2 separate regions of the Homo sapiens genome follow, and region 1 is linked to region 2. The links are chromatin loops, found by intact Hi-C in ENCODE. Cell type or tissue: B cell. All regions are shown on one strand. Each heading gives the region's core, and the rest is flanking DNA. Links, peaks and the distances in the headings are about the cores only.

What was found. A loop is a pair of places that touch in the nucleus more often than their neighbours do. Peaks named below come from ENCODE experiments on the same cell type or tissue, not always from the same donor. Only the 100,000 strongest peaks of a DNase experiment are listed, where the experiment ranks them.
Region 1: it touches region 2 in a loop (2.9-fold over the local background); 6 of 110 quality-filtered maps call a loop at or near these places.

The regions. Positions count from the first base shown.
Region 1 is chr18:44,793,501-44,804,908 of GRCh38, forward strand. The region is part of intron 2 of SETBP1 (SET binding protein 1); the gene reads left to right. Among named protein-coding and RNA genes, the nearest start is that of SETBP1, 120 kb to the left of the region's middle. RefSeq lists enhancers at 9,526-9,575, 9,634-10,116. In B cell, for the core only: no CTCF peak of the experiment used is centred there; a DNase peak (open chromatin) is centred at 5,121; H3K4me3 peaks cover 489 bases; H3K27ac peaks cover 2,500 bases.
Region 2 is chr18:44,717,590-44,728,191 of GRCh38, forward strand. The region is part of intron 2 of SETBP1 (SET binding protein 1); the gene reads left to right. Among named protein-coding and RNA genes, the nearest start is that of SETBP1, 42 kb to the left of the region's middle. RefSeq lists enhancers at 1-185, 7,745-7,794, 7,925-8,114 and a silencer at 4,512-4,561. In B cell, for the core only: no CTCF peak of the experiment used is centred there; DNase peaks (open chromatin) are centred at 5,902 and 6,895; H3K27ac peaks cover 2,500 bases.

The DNA of each region.
Region 1 (11,408 bases), core at 3,905-6,404, 75 kb after region 2:
AAACGCCTATACTTGGACCCCACCCCAGACATACTGAATTAGAGACTTGGGTGGTGGGGACCCCCTGTGTGTTCTATTAAGCTCTCCAGGTGGTTCTTATGCATGAGACAGTTTGAAAAGAACAATAGATTGGATAACTTTTTAAGGGGTGCCTACTAGGTTTCAAACATAATCCTATAAACAGCCTAGATAGGGTACAAGATCAAGCCAAGGCCACACAGATGGATAAATATGTAGGGGAGCCCTTACCAGAATCCAGGCTTTTTGAACTGCTATCCAGAACTCTTTTAATTATCCAATTAGGAAGATGTTTAGGATTCATGGCATGTCATTCCAGTCTCTCTTTCTCTCTCTTCCCCTCCCTCTGTTGAGCTTCTTGTGGGCCAAAGGATTGTGGAGGACATGTTATTTTTAGTTCATGATATACTTACAGTACAGAATATGTTAATTGCAAAAAGAAATTGTTCTTTAATTCTTAGCCATTAACAAGGGGTTAGTCAGAGTTGGACTATTGGCCGCTTCTTTGGTTTCTGTAACTACTGTGACTGAACAGATTTTTTGGAGGTTGGTTGGCAGGTAAATGTAAAGATAATAACAGCCTGCAGAGTATGAACAGGGGAGGGCTAAATAAGAGGGGGAATGGGGACACCAGCAGCACCTTTCCCTTGGGACACAACTGTAACCCTTTTAGCTCTTCTAAAATAGCTAAGATTGCAGCCATTGTACGGCATTTTGTAAAATTCACTGTCTGTGATGGATACAGCTGTATTCTTAAACAGAAATGACTTTTAGGACTGAATTTTTGATGCACTAAGAGATCATTTTATTTAGTTGTCCTAGAGATAAATGCTGCACCCCACCACCAAGAGGTGGAACTGGGACTAGAAGCTTGCTCTTCTCATGCTCAGGCTGAGGTACTGGAGTCGGAAAGAGCAGAGGGGACTTCCAGGAAGATATGGTCGTGTACAAAACTTGGGAGATTACTGGAGGCAATGAGATCGTAATTCAGAGGCTCCCAGGGCTGACAGAAGGAGTTTTAGACATTGCCCAGCACATCTCTCATTTTATAGAAGAGGATTTTGAAGTTTGGATGAGGAAAGTAACCTGCTGGGAAGTCACAAAGGGTTGCAATGACCCCAGCCCTCTTGGTGTCGTTCTTACCCAGTGCTGTCCCTAACATATCACCTCATTGTCTAAAGTCACTCAAATAAACAACAGGAAGATTTGCTGGACCTCCTACCTTCACATACCACTGCAGGCTCTTCAATAAATGGTATTGGGTAGGGATGTGACTTGGGATCGTGATTCATTTTGTTTAGGGATGACTATTGGTGGCAAAATGTGTCTTAGGATCTGAGATTTGTATGTGATAATTCTTCCTTGGGTTATCAAGCAGGAAACATTCATGGATGCAAGACATTCTACCTAATATTATAGACGAGGCTCAGATGCGGTGGAGGATCAAGGCTTACCCAGATTTGAAAATGTGGCAGAGGCCCTCCCCTCTAGTTTCAAGAAAAATATGATTCCTGTGCTCCAGAAAAGTAAGTTGATAAAGTGCTGCTTCTACCTAAGTGCAATAAATCTAGTATAAAATAGCAGTGTCTTATGAGGGGATGTTATTGTGAATAAGGTCACTGCTTGCCATAGTCAATGGTCTACCAGTTCCATGGATATTTTCCCACTCCTCTCTTTCTCTTTTTCTTGAAATACCATGACTTATTAAAATGCCACAGTGATGGTGATGAGCCCTGAAATAGCATGGGTGGTCTCTTAGTTGTTCGGTCTCAGGTTCCTTTTAGATCCTCATAGTGTCAGGAACCCTGACCAGTTTATAATTCACTCATTGCTACTTGGCACATCGAACACCAAGTCTTCTTCCTCATAGCCTGAGTCTCCTTCGGTAGCTATAGCTGTTATTAGAAGTAGAGTGGGAGTGATTGAGCGGTTTTAGATCAGGTTTACTGACTAAGAGTAGCAGGGGAAACTGTGTCTCATTCTGCCCACCTATTGATTCTGGGGTTTCTAAACTCATCTACTGGTTACATCCAGGGTGATTATTATCTGATGAAAACCTGAAGAATGTTTTTAAGGTGGAAAAGGCTACAGATAACAGGTGTATTTTTAAAAGCCTGACAAGAATACGTGTATTTTATGTATTTTATACATACAATGTTTTATGCTAACCCTCAAATTTTGAACATTTAAAATCATTGCTTAGAAAATCACCATACAGATACAAAAGCATACATACATACACATGTGGCCTTGCCTTGTTAAATAGAACTCAGTCAACATAAGCTCTTCTCTCTCTAATTGTTAGAGAGTAACACAGAGATATTGTCAGTCTTTAAAAATGGGTAGAGCAGTTTGGCCCTACACTAAACATCCCTAGACTATGATTTTACATTGGTTCCTGTGCTGTCTTTTTATATCATTTGAGTTTTCTTTCTCACTGTGAAGATGCTAGTTCTTCTCCTTTTCCACTGTTAATAAACATAACCAGCTCTTTCACCAAACTAACCTTCCAATTTGTGCTTCTAATCTGCTGTGGATGGGATACGACATAATCAAGCTGGTGAAAAATGTGCTGAATGTTGGAGCAAACTGATCCCGAATTAAGACTCAAGTAGATCTTCTATAATGGAGTTCTCTTTCCACAGATTTTTCATTTTCAGTCAGCTCAGTGAATTTATTTATCGGGTATTTGCAAAATGAACATCAATATTTTATGTATTGAATTTCCCTTAGGATTATGATTCCTTCCAGAGTCACAGAGGAAATGGGAAAAGAATTATATATATGACTGAATTAAGTAAAGTTTTAGAGCTAGAACGGTTCCTGCCTATTGCGCTAGGAGAGACCTCCAGGATAATCTAGAATTATCTAGTGGTAATCTAGACCAGTGCTTGTCCATCCTCACTGAATGCACGTAAGAATGACCTGGGGAACTATTAAAATACCAATGCCTGTTTCCCTCCTAAAGAGATGCTTATCTGGGGTGGAGCCCCACAATCTGTATTTGTTAAAAGCTCTTTATGTGATTCCAACTGCAGCATGAGTTGAGAATCAGGCATCTCATACAAGTCTCTCACATTACAGATGAATAGTCTGAGGCCCAGGGAGTGGAAGTGACAGGCAATACAGCATTGTCTATGCCCACAGTCAGCAGCAATCCCTGCACATGGCAGAATACTGTTATGATAGCCTTCTTTCAATGTAGGGTTTCCCTGTCTAAACAGCTCCTATTCCTTCAGCTTTTTCTCAAGTGACATGATTTCAGAACTTGGCCAGCACATGCAAGCCTGCTACACACACACGCGCACACACATGCATACACACACATACACACACCACTTTTATCAACTGTGGGATGCTCTACTGTAGCAAAATAATAATCTCTACTTTATTTTGTCTCTCTCTCTTCTCCCTTATCCCCTTTTCCCTTCTGGACTTCCGCCTACCTGAAGGGGGGTAAATGAGGCCTCAGGAATGCACTTGCTCAATATTGTTCTCTGAACTTGATCTGCCAGTGATGTATTAATTAGCTGGGGCACTGCACCTTAACGAACAGGTTACAGGCAGATCCTGGTGTGTGTTAATGCTTAACCAGAGATGTTCAGCAGTGGTCTCATTTGTGGCCTCAATGTAAAGAGAGAACTGTTCTTATTGTATTTTTATAGATGTTTTCTTACTTGTAAGTGTTGACGTATTGGTTTCAATGCCATATGTCAGCATATTTGCTATATGTTGTCTCACATATGTTTAAATTTTTGAATAATAGCACTTTCTGTGTAAGTTATAACTCCTAAGCTTCAATTTATACATGTTTTTCTCCCATGCATGTGTAACTGTGTATGGCATAGCTTTCACTCTGTCATTACATGTTTTAAATTTACCTTAAAATCAATGAATGTCATGTATTTTGCATTAATCGCAGAGCAATATGATACTGCTAGCTGTCATGACTTATTCTCTGTTAACCATGATGAAAAGCACCAAGCCACTACCCTGTCCCTACCCCTGGTGTAGCCTGGTGAGAGGTGGCCCCATCCAGGCTGAGTCACAGATGCAGGTTCAGGATCTCTTAGAATTCTCTTGGCGAAAATGGTAGCTCTCTCTTGCGCCACCTCCCAGCTGCAAAACAGAGTCCTGCTCTTTCCTTGAACCCAGTACTCTGGGGGCTGATGTTAATGGAGGACAGGTAGAAAACAGAAAGTGCATGAACCTCCAGGTGCGCCATGGAGAGAGCTCATTCCCACAGCAATTAGAGATTTTTTTTTTCTTTTCTTGAGAACACAGCATATTTTGCCCACAATTATACTTTTGCATTGACTTCCCAAACTCTCTTTCTCTTTAGCAGTCCACCTCTCTGATCTCATCTCAAATCCAGAGCCATCCTGTTCCGGAAGATAACCCAGGTTGTCATAGAGCTTGGCAGGTGGATTCATGTTGGGCTTGCTCTTGATGCTGGTGTCTTATGAACACATTCCCTGACATCTAAGCAGTCACCTGTTCTACTAAAAGCATATAGGATCCATTTGTGGACCCAAACGCTATGGATGCTTTTAGGCCAGGAAATATACACAGAGACACAAAGTGTTATATGCAACATCTGGAGATTCATAGACCCTCTTAGGAGGACCATAATCACAAAATAAGAATCCTTGGGTGCAGGGATGGACTGTTCCCTCCCAAGAAATAACATAATGTTGAGAACATGTAGACTTTCAAGACATAGTTGCTGAAACCATAACAAAAAAAATGGTGTTCAAAAATCATAAAATCTGAAGATCTCATAGATAGATCATTTAGTGGAAGCCATTCATTTTACTCATGAGAAAATTGGGCCCCAGAGAAGGAAGGTGGCTCCCTAAGGCCACACTGAGGTTAATTACAGAAATGGAAATGTCCCTCTGACCATCTTTTCTTTCTGGAACAATGAAATCCTTCCACCTAAGTGAAGGTGGACTTAACTTGGCTTTTTCTTGGGTTCTTTATAACTCCTTGAGGTATAGGAAGATACCCAGGAATCAAACTTATACCCCAGGGTGGAAAGAAAAACCAAAGTGGCTGAATCTAAAATAGCACTTCCCCTTTATGAGGAAAGTCATCATTTTTCCGGCAACAGGGGCTTTCCACAATGGTATCTCTGGGTTATAAGGAAACCTCTACTCTTCTCTGATGCTGTGTTTTTAATTTGTGGGGAGCTGGAAACCTCACACTGAGACTGAACTTAACATATTGCCCTAGGAATGGAGGTCACTTACGTGTAGCTCAGCTGTTTTCCTAAGCATTCAAAAGACCAAAATAACTCTCGCTTATCTCCTATCTTGGAGCCTGAGACCTGAACAAACATTATGTAGAGGTAAGTGTAACTTGCCCAAGGTCAGCCCCATACTTAGCCTGAAGTCAACTCATCCACATTTCATGCACTTGCCTCCACTGATAGGCAGTGCTAGGCCTCTGCTGGATTTTTTCCATCCTTTGGTTCCTCAGTGAATCAATCAATTATTTGCTTGTGTTTATTGGACTTCAGCTGTATATTAATTAGCCATTGTGGTGGGCACTGTGGACGAGATCTGGCCTACAAGAAACTTTTATGTGTTGGAGAAGTAAAATCAAAGCTTGAGGATTTTTATGAACAGAATTATGACTGTCATTAACATCTTATATTTGTGTAGACATTTAAAATGGCTGTGTGTTCCCCATAATAGCTTTAATAGACAGGTGAGAACCTTTGTGTAAGAGTGGACAGGGCCTTTCCATAGGTTGTTCTCTCTGCTTGGGATTTTTCCTGTTCCCTCCACTAGCCTCCTATGCATGCCCCACCTAAACTTGGCCTTGTTCTGAAGTCAGATCAAGTATAGGTTTTTTTCCGAGAAGCCTTGCCTATTAGATCCTGCAGCCACCCCAGATCACAGAAATGCAGGCATGCGTAGAAACACATTCCTTACCTCCTAAAACTCATCTCCTAAAACTGCACTCTTGCGCATGTGTGTGCTTATTGAAATGATGTCTCTCTACCTCCAGGTTGTGAGCTGGGTGTAGGGAAACCACAAAGATTGCTGCAGCATCACAGGGATAGTAATATCGCAGATGAACCATGATCACACTAGGCTTGAAGAAGGAGGATCAGTTTCAGAATGTGTAGGTTTGCTGGGGATGCGGAGCTAAAAAGAGGGCACAAGCAAGCTCTGTTGGAGGTATACTTGATAGGAGCTGTGGCCTTTGGTTAAGGACACAGCTAGCCTGGGGTGACCCAGCATGGAGGAAGCTGGGAAAACAATACTTCTGACCTCACTCACCTCCCTTTTGTGATCTCCTGCTGGTGCCCCTTCTTGGCTAAAACCAAAGGGTAAAGGAACCTGAATGTGTAGGTATAGAAATCAGCATCACTGGCTAGATAGCAGACCAAGAGGCAAGGGCAAGATGTCCTGCCCAGTGTGGAAGCTACCCCAGTCTTTGTTCCTTTCATCTCCTTTTCAGGTCAGTACCTTGGAAACTGTGGACAGCTGTTCATGACTGACAAATCATTCCCTACCAGAGTTAATATTTACTCCCCTTTGGCTACTGGGACCTTAGGAACCAGGTGTGTGATGGGCAGGGAAATTGTCAAAACTCAGGCTGGTGGTTGTCAGTGGTTTCTCTGGCCTGAGGGAAGTGGATTTTTATTTTATGCTAGGAGACCTCAAGGCTAATTATTCACCAAGTTGTGGTGGCTACCGTCTTAGCCCAACATAAATTTTAAAAATGCCTGCTTTGGATGTCATTTCCTTTTGATGTTTGGGGTAAGTGATGCTTCTGCTTTCACTTTCTTTTGGGGGCTGGGAGTCCTTTAGAAGCAGCAATGAAAAAAGCAGGGATTTATATTGGGATTCTGTTTATAATTCTTGAAGGATATCTATCCCCATTCTCAGATTTGATCTTCACACCAACCCTGGTGGCCTTCCGAGCACGGATCCGACAATCAAAATGTAAATAAACAGTTTCAAAATGGCAAGAACTTTGAAGAAAACCTGTGGTGCTGGGAAGGGCAGGAAGCTTTCCTGATGCATCTGTGCAGAGGGGTGAGCAGGAGTGAGCCAGTGAATGGAGAAGGGAAGAGCAGCCCAGCAATGAGGACGTTTTTCCAAAAGACCCCAAGAGGGAGTAGTTATGGCTGAGGAAATTTTGAGGAACTGGAAGATCCATGTAGGTCCAATGAACTGATGAGAAACAGTGGGAAATGAGACTGGAGTGAGTACCTGCCCCATCCTTGTTGACCGGGAGAGAAAATTACTGTCCCTAGCTTAAAAGCAGTGGGTGCCATTAAAAGACACATGCACACGTATGTTTATTGCGGCACTATTCGCCAATAGCAAAGGCTTGGAACCAACCCAAATGTCCATCAATGATAGACTGGATAAAGAAAATGTGGCACATATACACCATGGAATACTATGCAGCCATAAAAAAGGATGAGTTCACGTCCTTTGTAGGGACATGGATGAAGCTGCAAACCATCATTCTCAGCAAACTACCATAAGGACAAAAAACCAAACACTGCATGTTCTCACTCATAGGTGGGAATTGAACAATGAGAACACTTGGACATAGGAAGGGGAATATCACACACCGGGGCCTGTCGTGGGGTAGGAGGAGCGGGGAGGGATAGCATTAGGAGATATACCTAATGTAAATGACGAGTTAATGGGTGCAGCACACCAACATGGCACATGTATACATATGTAACAAACCTGCACATTGTGCACATGTACCCTAGAAATTAAAGTATTTAAAAAAAAAAGGTTAAGTAGGGGCAGGACAAGATCAGATTTGTTTGTAAAGAGATCCTTCTGGAAGTTCTAGGCAGCTACTCTTGTAGCTTGAGTGAGGGTTGAGGATGGGGCATTAGACAGAGAATGAGACAGGTTTGGGATCTGTTTCGAGGTAGAAGAAAGGAACTTCTTGACAGGGACATGACTGCCTTTGGAAAGTCATCCAGTTGAAGTGTGACATGAGTACTGTCACTACACAGCCATACTCAGCAGTAGAAGCCTTGACTTTGTTACCAATGAGGAGTATGTGTGTGCATGTGCACAGGTTTGCATATGTGTGTGGATTTGTGTGTGTGTTTCTCAACATTGGGACCATTCATGGTTGAATGACTTTTGAAGGTTGAGATGAATTTTATTTTTTTAATTTGAAAACAAATATTACACTTGTTTATTGAGCTTGCCATATAAAAAGAATGAGGTGTGCGAAAGGGAGTAATTTAACAAAGACTTTTTTTTTTTTTTTGTAATTTCTTGGTCTTTGATTTAGTTTACCCAGAATCCAAAAGGAGCACTTCCTACGTTGTGGTAGTTAAATTGTTCCTTTTCCAAGCAGACATGCCTATAAAGTCATTAATGTATTTATGGGGAACCATCTGGCCACTGGAAATGATCCATTTCATACCCTAATGAGAATGTTCTTCTCAGCCCTTCAGTCCAGCCCAGGTTAAAGGAATTAGACAGCCTGTAGGTGAACTCTGGCTACAGTAAATTTCTCACCCCACCTGGCACTTGCCTCCTTTCTTGCTCTCCTCTGCCAGGCAGAAATAATTGGCATACACCGTCCTCCAGGGAATCTCCTTTTCAAGGTTCAGATCAGAGCTGGTGCTTCCATCATTTTTTTTGCATCAATGTCACTGGCCCTGAATCTTTTTCTGAAACAGAGACAGTCATTCTTCTGAGGATCCAAATATTTTCTATGATAGTTTCTGCTCACCTTTCCTAGTCTGGTTTCATGGAAGAAAGATTCATAGATAAGTAGGTTGATTCTTGGAAAGAACCTTTGTGCAGATGGCTTTTGTTCCAGGAATCAATTATGAAGACCCACTGATACTTGTCAAGGCACAGGATTGGGGACTTTAGCTTTGCGAAAGTGTCTGACTATATACAACCAAAGAATAAGCGACAACTTTGCTTATTTGATCTCATTCAACTGGAATGCTCTCTTTCCTTGTCAGTACCCCATTCATTCTTCAAGAAAGGAGTGTCTTCCTCTGAAAAATATTCCTAGACTTCTTAGATTCCAGGTGTATCTTCCTTCCTCAGCATTCATCTTGAGCCCATGTATCTATTCCTTGTCCCACCCATGTGATTGCTTTATGCACACATCATAACTGAATCTGCTTGAGAGAGAAGGGAATGCCTATGTGTGGTTTGTCTCACAAAATCTAATAAGATGCCATATCCAGAACGATGACTCATAGTTACTTAATGAATTATTCAGGTCAAGCATGGCTTTCTCAACTATTCCTAGACTTTTCACTTCTCCTTAGTAATAGCAGGTCTTCATTTCTGGCCATGGGGTATGCACGTCGGTAACCTGCCAGTCCTCCAAGAACCAAGCTTTTTGTTTGTTTTTTGTTTTTGTTTTGTTTTCAGTAGGAATCAGCTATGTTCCCCTGGCATCAGAGGAAACCTGTAGGTATTTCTGTGGGTCATTTGGGCCTGGGTGTCCTTGAGTAGACGTTGAAAAGTATTCTTCCAAAGCACAGAGCCCCATGCGGAGTTAAAGCAAAGATCAGAAAACCAGAGAAGGTCTCGGGAGAGAACACACCATATAAGGTAAGGGCCAATATTTGCTTGCAGGGATTGGGGGAAGGGACATCCTTAGGAACCGAGAGTAATGACTTTGGTCTTCTGAAAGTGCTGTTCTGTTATATAGCAGGCCATTAAACTATGTTAACAGTCATATCAGTTATGTTCAAAATGCTGCTCCTTTGTATATAAACACAGTGGAGTTCTGTAGCTGTGAAGGCCCAGGCCCTTGGCACGGCTGTTCCAGGGTAGGTAGTAAAACGTTTCTTCAGGACTCTGCAGCAGCTGCCCTAATGGAACACTATTGACTTGAGTTACATCGGAGCTAAATATAGCTGGTGCAGTCATGTCCACAGGATTGCATCTGATAGCCAGGACAGAATGTGCTTCTTAGAGACATGCACTTCTTAGACTGAGTCTCCCAGAAGCTGCTTCGAGACTCCTGCCCTTTCCCTTTCCTCCATTATTTTCTCTCTTGATTACTCTTTCTTTTCACTTTTCCTCTTCCAGCTTTCCTGTTCTTCCCCTCTCCATACTTTAGGTCTCACTTCCTCAATAGTGAAAACAAGGAGTTGGGCATCTTTAAACTACCATTCTTAAATTCTTACATTTATCTTTTCTCTCTGTATTCTTTTCTCTTCACCTCTTTTTCACTATTTTTCTCATTCTTTACATTTCTTAATTTTTCTCTATAACTCTTTCACTTTATCCACCTCTAAACAGGGTATATTCTTTAAAAGAAACTTTTTCCTATCTAGCTAAAATTTACTGTTTTCAGGAAGAAAACTCAGATTTAGACAATTGAATATTTTTTCATTAAGTAGTGATGTCTTCTCATGGTCTGTTGCAAAATGACAGAGAAGTATGAGGTAAACTAGCATATTATTGGAACTATTTTTTTTCTCCTTTTTCATCCCTCACTCTTTTGGCTAATTAGTTATCAGGACAAGGTAAGAGGTTGTGTCTGCAATAAGTAAATTGTTTTTAGCCATCCATACCTTTTGGCAAACCAGTTGCCCAAATACACATGATTTTGAAAAAAGAGAGGCACTTGAAACAAAGAAAGGAAACCAAGAGGTTATAAAATTGAACAAGTTAATCTCTTATGTCTTAAAGTGGAGGATATAGTGTGTGCATGGTTGTGCAAGTCTGTGAGTCAGTGTGTGACATTTATTTCCATTCAGGTTATGAGGATGAAAGAGGAGAATATGTAGATGGGCTTAGGCCAGGCGATTTTGACCAAAATGTTATGTATTCCTCATCATGGAATATTCTAATTTGCTTCAAATCATGTGAACCTCATTTCAAGCAGCAGATATTTTCCTGAAGAGATATGAATTTTTGTAAACTGTAGAGTCCGTGGAGAGCCTGGAGAACATTCTGGCAGAATATGACAGGTAGAATAGGGTAAGAGAGCTGTTCGAAAGTAATCCTGTGGCTAACTTATTTTGCAAGATTTGGTTTTGGGATCTGGGTTTTCCCCTCCCTTTTAATGGGTACCTTAAAAAGAATGAATGCTTTTACTAAAGGATCCCAAAGTATTTTCATAATTCTCATGGTCTATGAGAGAACATGCAGTTCTATCCACTATGAGGAAGGCAAAAGCCCATAAATATGGTTCAACTTGCCCCAAGCACACAAACAGAGAACTTGAGTATTATAAAGGGATTTGGGGACCATTAAATCCAGCCCTCTTCTTATTAGTAAAAAGAATGAGCTCAACGTGGGATGGTGATTTCTGATAGAGCTTGCATCGTTTCTTACACTCTCATGGTTTTTTTCTCCGGATATGGGGGAACATCCTTAAGGGCCCTGTGCAAAGGCTTCCACTCCTCC
Region 2 (10,602 bases), core at 4,863-7,362:
AACAAAAGGGTATATTTTGATCCTTTATGGTGATGAGAGAAAGGGTCAGGGAATGAACATATGATGAATGCACTAAATTGGTAAAAATACATGAAATCCAAAAAGCTGTTCTTAAACACACCATTTCTTCCCTCCTCTCACTGGTGGACTAAGCCTGTGACCCAGAGCACTGAAGGACCTGAGGATTCCCTTAGAATAGAGTATAAAATAAAACAAAGATAAGAGAAAGACAGAGATAGAAGGTCAGAGAGGTTGAAGTTTTCTCTGTTTCTTCCTCCTAAGGACATAGAATTTTTCTAGATGACTTAAAATGCATATATGCATCTGTGTGTGTGTGTGTGTGCTTGTGTGTGCATTTTAACTTCTTAAAATATGTCATAGGTTCATAATAGTGTGGATTATAAGAAATGTAGCAACTTTACTAATGAACTCAACTTTACTCCTGAAACTAATAAGAGTTTTTGCTCAGCACTTTACCATATGGAATGATCTGGTTTTTAGTAAATGCTGTCTCCTGTTCATTTTTGAATATAATCCAGATATGAAAACAAGTCTTGCCTGAAGCAATGAGGGAGAAATAGCAGATAGGATCTAGAAACACTGGACTAGGTGAGGGAGGTTGAAAGTGATGGATGCCACAGATTGGGTAGCAGCAGGTGCAGGTCAGACCCTGGACCTGGAGTCAAGAATGGCCCTCATGCTCAGCCCTGCCAGCTGATTCATGCTGCACCTTGGGTTAGCCAGGGTCCCTCTTCAGAGCCCAGGGTCACCAAAAGCTGCAGATCCCAGAGCTGTGAGAGCAGGAGGAGCGGGAGAAGTGTCAAAAACAAAATTTGATTTCAGAACAGTGGGCTCTACTGAGTCTGAGAAAGATGTCCTAGTAGCAAAGAGAGAGAGAGAGAGAGCTAAGCTGAATGGAACCAGGATGGCCCTGCTGATGCTGCTTATCCACTTAAACTGCTCTCTTCCTTAGCATAACTGAGTCATTCATTCATTTATTCACTCATTCAACCAAATATATTTTCTTCAGTAACACTTTATTGCATGCCAGGCAGTACTATGGAGATGTAAGTGGGTATTGTCCCTCAGATGTTGCAAGTGGGGTACCGTTGTCTATTTGACTCATAAGCTGCAGACAGAAAGCTGTCTGTAGTTCTGGCTCTGGGGCTTTTCACAAATGTTTGTTGCTTCACCCAAGGTATTGGCAGCTTCCCACTGGTATCAGAGCTGCTGCAGATACTCTATAAGCAGAAAGCACCTCGTAGTATCTCAACTAGGACAGAGGATGTCAGAGCTTCTCAAAAAATAACTTGTAATTGACCGATTAATTTGACTGAGTAATAGGGACAGTCTGTGCCTAATTGGAAGGAAAGTCAAGAAACACCTTCAAGCAGAACAAGGTGAGATGTTAGTTGAAGGCTTCCATTCTGGTGTCTATGTGAAGACACATGGGGTTTTATGGTACTGATATATTTAATCTATGGGATGTCCTTGAAAGTCCCAGCATAGGAAGAGGAAGGTAGAATAGTAAGCTTGACAAGAAACCTGAAAAATCATGCATCACACATTTTGGAAGACGGAACAGAATCCAAAAAAAGTAGCAGAGGAAATAGAAGCAGAAATCTGATAAATTAGGGGAAGGTCAAAACACCTGAAAGGCCCAGTGTATTCGGGCAAATCAGGTTCAGAAGTGGAGGCCACGCGAGAGCTGACCACTTCATGGAGGAAGGTAAAAACTGCATCCGAGAGAGAATGTGTGCAAGGGGTGGAGGGCAGGGGAGTGGTATGTGCGTATGGGCGGCACCAGGATTTCAAGGTCTGAAGGGAAGGACTGCCTTTGAAAGTCTCCATTAGTTCAGATGACCTTTTCCGAGAAGGAATGGAGAGTACCCTGGAGGAGCCTGGTCTGTGATTCTGGGACCTTTTCAAAAATGCTTGTTGCTCCTCCACCCAAGGTACTGACAGCTTCCCACTGGTGTCAGAACTGCTGCAGATACCCTATAAGCAGAGAGGGGCTGCTCCAGTCTGGCCAGCTGTGCCCCACTCCACCTCCAGGGAAGAGCAGGTGCTGAACTTCTGGATACCTGCCTTTCCTTCTGGCTTCATTTCTAAATGACAGCTGACCTTTGCTCCCAATTTTAGACTTGCAGCAGATTCCTCTCTGGCTGGGCCCTGATTGCAGGAGCAGCAGTGGCCACTTCTGCTCATCTTATTTAACACTGGGAGATAATTGTTGGTCCTTGGAGCTTGTCATCCTCAGAAGACAGTCCAGCTGTGGGGGTCAGAGGTCAAAGCACACAGCCTGCTGGCAGTGGAGGCAAAGATCTGGATGGGAGGACAAACATGTGAGAAGATGTCAAATCTGGAGAGCATCCGGGGACTTCTCAGGCATTTGTGTCATTCTGTCCTCATGATTCTCTGAGGACCTCAGCTGAAGAGGGTGGCGCGCATTGGTTTGCATGTTAGAGAGAGTGCACTGTTGTGTGCTCATACACATATGTGTGAGCATGTATAGCCTCTGGGATGATAGATATTGCATACAATCTGATAGAGCCCTGGCTTAAGAAGCAAGAATTTTAGTCTCTCTCCCTAACCACCTGTGTTTCCTCACCTGCCTCTTGTTCTCAGAGGTCACCTCTTGAAATGAAGGCCATGAAGCAGAAGACACTGAAGTCCTTTCCAACTCTGATATTCCAGGACATCACCATAGAAATACCTATTCCTATAACTAACTAAGTATTCACATGAACATGATTATGTACATGTAAACAAATTTTATCGAATCAACAGTATAGTTTTCTCAATAGCCGCTGCTGTAGGTATCCAACATATATATTTGAGAAAAAAAGTAGACAAATTCAGCTACACCTAGTATGAATGATGCCTGGGAATGAAGAGAGGAACCACATGGGCACTTGAGCAGGTGACAGGATGCAGAGCCATCGCTCCCAGTTTAGACTGACTTGTCTGGCTTTTGGGGAAGCTTCCCAGTGTCTACCTTGTTAGGGAGGTTAGGCCCACGCATGGTGCTTATGTTGTACCCGATGGTGGAACATGTGAGAGAGTACAGGGAGGGATGGAGGAAGAAGCTTGAGTGGGCCTTGAAGAAAGCATAGGATTTAGGTGGGAGGGAAAGGGGTATAGGCAGTGTGCTTGAACACTGTGCAGAGGGCAAAGTGCTCATGGTGGGCAGCCTTGATCTGCTGGACTGCAGAGTTGACCTGGAAAATCTGGAGTGGAAGCTTCAGTAGGCCAGATCAGACAGATTTGACTTTTTCCTACGTGCACTAAGAAAGCAATGGAGCCCTCCAACCCCCACCCCCCACCCCAACCCCTTGGGGAGAAGAGAATGAAGGAATGTGCAGAGAGATGCTTTAGGACATCATACTGCGTCCAGCATTGGTGGGGAGTGAGCCCAGAGACTGGCTAGAAATTGATGGCAGCACCCAGCGAAGGGCATGAGTGGCCTTGAGTTCTGTCATCACATACAGAGAAGAGGCTGAGAGAGCCTTCTGGGACGTGGAAAGGAGCCACCTCTAAGGTCTCTATTCTTGTGACCTAGAGAAGTTCAGGTGTTTTTTTGAAGAAGTAATTGATTTCTTTTCTTAAGAATTCATAAGCATCTTACTGACACTTATTGAAAGCTGACTGGAAAGGGCCTTGCATGAAGAAGAGCTCTGGGTATGCACAAAGGTCCTGAATCCAGCCTCTGTCTTGGAGTTTTGTTTCCAGGAGTTATGCCTCATATAGGAATGCACAGAGGAAAGACTGCATCAAGTGTTTCTTCCTTTGCTGCATAAAGCCAAAGTTTACTTTCTGTATATGAGGCCAGTTGTAACCCATCATGTGAGAAGGTTTGGATTTCATCTGATAGGTTCACTGTCTGTTTCTAGTCCATTTTGTTTTGTCTATTCTTTGCCACTCATTTCTTTTCTGCTACTGGGTTCTCCAGCTCAGCACGGGACTCCATAAATCTCTTCTTTTCTACCCCTTTCTCCAAATAAGGGTTTTAGGGAAATGGTGTAGGTGGGTCGGGGGCGGGGGAGAAGTCAGCATATGTTTGCTTCCACAGTATCTCCTTTTAAATCTATGTTACCCGCTTTAAATATGACCCATTCACACTGTGGATGAACGAGTTGCACTTTTTCTGTGTTGAAAAGGAACAAGAATGCATATGGCCATGAGGGGGACTTTTCCTTACCCTCAGAAGGTGGGGGAAGAGGGCAATGGTGTGAAAGAATGAATTAGTTCTGGCAAATCTTGTTAGTGTCCATTGTAAGCAGAGAAGCTACCTAAGCCATCTGTGGTCACTTGCAAAATTGTTCCTTGTTTGTTCAGGCTCCCCACCGAAGCAAATCTTTGTGGCTTCTGATAATTTGCATATTGTCACTTGTTTGCCAACTAGAGGGTATCTGGACATGTGTATGTGAGAGGGCATCTGCGTGGACATGCATGTGAAATCTTTGTGGCTTCTGATAATTTGCATATTGTCACTTGTTTGCCAACTAGAGGGTATCTGGACATGTGTATGTGAGAGGGCATCTGCGTGGACATGCATGTGTGTACCGAAAAGAGCCCAGCATTGGTATGACATTGACATAGATGTTTGGGGGGCCTGGATTTGACTGGGCTCTAAGCTCAGTAGGAGAGGAAGGAATCCTGGGAACCTGTTTATATTATTTTGGGATATTCCTAGTCACCATCTCCGGTCGCCTTTTTGTGCCCCCTTCCCTTGCTGCCCTACCTTCCCATGAGTCCCCTGCTGCCCTACCTTCTCACACAATTTTGCCTCAATTCTTGTGCTTAATGGGTGGTGTGTGTGAGCAAGAGGCAGAACGTATTTAGGGCAGCTTGTTATAAGCTAAGGGAGATGTTAGAGTAGTATTTGCTACCAATGGATCCTTCTATGTCAAAGATACTGTTGTTTTGTCTCAATTAATTCTACAGTGTTTATGGGGACCTATTGTAGACCCTCCTGCAGAGCAGCAGTATTCGGGTGCTGCAGCTGTCTAAAGGCTGCATGGCCACCATGATTTCTGTCTTCCAGTGGTGAGCATCACGTGCTCTGTGGATGGGATGAACAAAATTCGGGAGTACGCTCATGAAGGGACTGGTTATTGGGTTCTGATGGTCACTAAAGGATTCCCATCTGAGTGCTTGTAGAAGGCTGATGATTGTGAAGGGCATGTCTTCAGGACGGTTCTCTAGTAGGCTTCTAGGATTCCAGATTGGCCAAAGAAAATGGTAAATGCAAATCTGCAAAAATTAAACAGCACAAATACCGTTTCTTTTCATCATCACAATATCCTATGGGAAGGATAATGTAATAGGATTAGAATCTAGGACAAAAATGGGAGTCCTTCTGAGTTTTATTTTTAACAGCACCAATAACTAATTGTATGACATTGGTAATTTAACCCATTTAGGCTGGAGGTTGAAAATTTTTGGGTGTGAAAAATCAGACCTTGGTGATGACCTTGAGCAGTAGGATATAAATAACTCCCACAAGCTTAGTGTTCCAATAATGGAACACTAGGCATAACTGGGTTAATTGGACAAAATTTCCCTACCCCTTAATTTCTCCTTTGTGAAGTGGGTAATCTTGCCTTTTCCTTCTCCTTCTCTTCCTCTCACTTCCTTTTATATGAGACAAACTCTGCCTATAAAGAAAGTTGCTGCTTTCATCTCTTCAGAAGTCCTCTTTTTATACTGTCAGGCGGTATTCTCCATAGCTATTTGAGAGGGTCACACTGTTTTTTATTGCTTGATGGATACACACAAAGAATGTTAAAGCAGAAAGAGACCTTGAAGATCATCAGAGCTGTCTTCCCTTCACAGATGAGGACATAGAGCCCAGATCAGTGATGTCTCGTGATTTGTTCAAGATCACATGGCAATCAGCGACAGTCGGCGGGGGGAAAAAAAACAACACCCTTTTTAGTCATCACAAAGCTGAGTGCTAAAAATGAGACAGGAGACTGAATTGCTGTGGCCGGTCATTGCCACTGCATGGGAGTCTGCCCCAACTATTTGCTTGGCCCATCTTATTACAGTTTGGCACTTCTCTCTTGAACCTTCCTGAACCTACCACGCCTTTGCCCAGGATAATCAGATAAAGGGGCCTTTTATTTCCCAGCTGCCCTGTGCATGCAGCATTCAGAGAAGAGGGGCTGGCAGTGGGGGTGGGGAGGGGAGAAAACATTTGTCTTTCAATACTGGCCTGACATGAAAGCTTCACTGCCGGGCATTTTGAGAACCCAGCTAAATAATGGTCGCAGCCAAGACAAAAGATAAAACTGACCCACTAGTTATGCAGTTACTTAAACATGATTTACCCTGCATAATGCTGCCTGGGACCTGAGGGTCTCGTTTTTAACGAGCCAAGAGACAGAACTATTAATTACATGGGAAGGAGTGCTATCAGAGAGCAAAGTAGTCATTGCCAACGAAAAAGTCCTGAAATATTCCACGCCTTTCTCAAATACTCACAGAAACACCCAGAAGTGGCACAGCTCACATGTTGGTGGACACAGGCAAGGATGGGGAAATGATGAGTCCCAGTGGTTCTAATGTTGGATGTCACAGGGCTGGGGGTTTAGCTGGAGCCAGGGAAGTTGCAGTGGTTAGAGGAAGTTGGGACAGGGGTTTAGAAGCAAATTATCTTGTGGTTTGGCTGAATGTGAATGTTGGGAAAAGTCAAAGAGGAGCTCTGCATCTTACTGCTCTAGCGGACATGATTTCCATTTTATTTCTGCATCTTACAGCCAACCCCTGAGCCTCTAATCTCAGTGACATGCCCATTTAAGGGAGTTAGGATATAGGGTGGGGGAGGGGAGCTGGCCTAGACCAGAGAAGAGGCTCTGAAGACCAGAGATAGGTAAGTGAGAGTGGGAGTCTGTTTACAGATTGTCTCTCATCCACTGTGATATGTTAATTTTTCTGAGCATCTTTTGATCAGATAAGCAAATCTCAGAAGCACAGCTCTTGTTCTGATTGCTTTAGGGGCATCACTGTACCTCTTGTGGTTAAACATAGTAGCCTGTGACACCAGCCCTGGAGTGGAGTGTCTGGGCTGGGAGGATGAGAAGGTAAAGCCTAGAGGATTTGAAGAGGACAGGGTCAAGGGTTAAAGGACAGGGGTTAGCAGCAGGCAAAGGCCCAGGATTGAAATATTTGCTGAAGGCTGACAGGCAGCAGAATAGAGGCAGACAAGTGGCAAATTCCTGTTTTCTCCTCTAATTGAGAAAATATTTTGAGTGGTATTCAGTCAGACTACATAATGAGTGGGGGTGGGGCTGGAAGTGGAAAGAAAGAATATGAATGAGCAAGAATATTATTAAATTACTGCAAGAAGCCAAAGTGTGTGCAGAGTTCAAGGAGCTGTATGAATGTGCCCTCCTTCCTTGCTTCCTAATTTGGGATGCACAGCATTCATTTCTTCACTCACTCATTTAGCACATGGTCACTGGCAATGGGGGTTTACTTTCAAAGGAGGGTTTAGTAGCTGCCCATAGAGTTACCATCAGATAAATGTAAAAGGGGCCAGTTTTCTCTCCCAAGGCTAGGGAGACACATAAGCAGGTGATTGCAACACGTGAGACTCCCATCTTGATGCTGTTATTGTTCTTTTCTTTTCAACATCTAAATCTGGTAATCATCTGTATCTGCTCACAGTTTGGGGAATAATTTCATATAATTTCACATCTAAGAGAGACTATAAAGTGATTCCTGCACTAAGTCTGGCTATCCCAGGGCCTCTGTTCTTAATGAGTTACCTGTACTGTCCAAGGAATTGTGTAGCAAAACTGGGTTGGGGGGTGTGTGTGGAGGGGCAGAGTCTGGGTTTGGGGAAGTAGTTAGGAAACAAAGCAGTTATGTCTTGACTCAACCATAACCAGCCTGCCCTTGCTTGAAAGATTCGGCTTTCATATTTTAGGAGCACAGGTTCATTTTGTTTTCTAGGCTGACAGTGAATAGCACTGATGGTTTATTCACCAGGACCTTTCCTGAATTATAGGGGCATATAGCTGGGAAGGCCTTTAGGGTCATTTTGCCAATAGGAACCCACAGAAGTTAAGGGACATCCTCCCGGTGCTATGTGAGGTTGTGGCAGAGCTGGGACCTCCTCCCCCTCGGCCCCCTGACTTCCCAGCGGCTCTGGGTGTGCTGTCACCTCTTCCAGGAAGTGATGACTCAGATTATTTTCATCAACATACCTCCCCCCTCCAACTCCGTTTTCTTCCCACAGCCACCAAAGCCAATAATAGACTAAGGCAGTTTCAGTTTTAGACAATTTCCTTTTTTACTTAGAAATCTATGGTTAGAAAAGGGTGTAGGGTGGTAATAGTGGCCAGGGGTGGGGAGGGAGGCATGAGAAGCTTCAAAGGGGATGGGCATCTCCTGGCTCTCTGGTGGCCTGGATGGAATTAGAACCAAGAACTTTCATATGACCTTGAGTAGATCTCTAAAAGATTCCTTCCCTCTGAAGTTTTTTGACTTTTAAGTTCAGAAGGGAATTTCCTTTCCACCAATTCAGGGACCATTCCTAAAGCTTCATGAAACCCTTACATAATTTTTAAACTTTAACAACTAACTCATGTGAGTTGTTACACATAGCTTGTAAGTGACATTTCAAGCCTTCTTGATTTTCATTCCAACAGTTCTAGATACATAATACATTCTTTTCAAGGAAGGTAGGGACTTTGTTTTGTTGTAGTAACTAAAGCTGGCAATCATTGAAAGAGATTATGAATAATCAAATAATAATACTTATCTCTTGAGTTCTGTATGGGAGGCACCAATCTAAGCCTACTACCTGCAAATGTATATGTAATCCTCCCCAAAACTCTTAAGAGGTAAATCTTACTGTTCTCATTTTGCTGATGAGTTAACTGGCATGGGGAGGTTGAATAACTTGCCAAATGACATCTAGAGAGTATATAAAAGAGGTAGTGTTTGAAGTCCAGTTAGTCTGATTTCAAAGTTCATATTCTTAAACACAAAGCTATATAGGACCGCCTCCCATTTGCAGATTAGAAGTCATAAACTGTAATAATATTACTTTCAAATTTCATCACGTGTTTGATTCTAAGTGACATGAACTTGAAGTTTATTAAATATGTAAAGTACACAAAGACTTCATAAAGGCCCTATTTTTAATAAATGCCTCAAGCCACACAACTGTGTGCTTCGTTACATAATTTGTTTTTGTAATAATACGTGGAGAAGAGCCCAAGATGAAAGGGCTGGCTAGATTATTGTGTGTCAGTTGTGCACACACTCTGTTTCTGTTTTTCATTCTGGGATCAACTGGGGAGATAAATCCATTTGCCATTGATCTTACCATCGTGAGGGTGGAGTGGTTATCAGAGGATCCTGGAAAGTTTAAAGCATTATCCAAATGCAAAATAAAAGAGGTGGACAGCTTTTTATTTTTTTTAACACTATAAACATGTTTCAGTTTTGCTGTTCAGACTCTTCTCTCTGAAGTCCTTTTCCATAATGTTCGTTTGGGTAACTAGCATTGGAACATTTGGATAACTCAGTGTTTGAGCTCTCTGGATGAGTTGCATGCATTTGACTGAAATATTTGATCACTGTGTGTGTGTGTGTGTGTGTGTGTGTGTGTGTTGATACCCAAATAAAACAAACTCTTAAGGTTTTACTGTCAGTGTCCTTATTTCTGTCTCTCACTTTGGGGTGAGAGATTAGGATAAGTGATATCTGCAGAGGTTCCTGTCTTGAGGCAGGGCCTTCCTTCTCATTTGAAAGCATCTTAAGGATTTGTTGCTGAATGCCTATCTTCCTGTGGTTCACAAAGACGCATTCAGATGACATTCTAAACTTGCTGCTTTCACGGCAGCCTTTTCAGTGAGTGGCCAGCATCACTTTTCAGTGTGGGGGGATGGACAGTAGGTGGACACTGTCTATGTATGAGCCCTGTAGTAAGTTGCCAACTGAATGGTTTGAGATGTCCAGAATGTTCCCTTCAACCTCAAAGGAACAACAATCATTTACGCAACCCCTACTGTGTCTTCACCAAGCTCTCAAAACACCTTAAATATGAAATCTCTACCACCATCATAAAATCAGATTCTCGAAGGTGAAAGAGAATTATCCTGAGTTTCCTCACAGACATTTAGCCAATCTCCTTGGTGCTTTGTGGGTGGCCTTTCTATTGTTGAACACTTCTGGGCTGAGATGCTGCTTCCCTTGTTGGGTCAAAGTAATCCAACAAGTAATTCTTCTTATAGCCCCCACTTCTTGGTCTTATCTAACCCTCAAACACAGAAGCTGTGCTAGAGAGTTAGTGACACTTTGCTCAGAACCCAAATTAAACCCAGAGCAATTGTATCCAATAAAAAAAAGAGACTGAATTTGAGGGGAGGTCCTTACACGTACCATTTATCCCCTGTTTGCTCTACCGTCACTTATTAGGTTCACTCTGAAGAATTAATGAAGGCTATCTCAGGAAGAAAAGCAAAGTCTTCTCTCATTTAAGACTCACTACTTAGAAATATGCTAATTCTGAGAGACAGAATAATGCACTTCTACTCCATTGTGATCACTTTTGCACAGTTTGGCTACTTTATTCAAATTCCT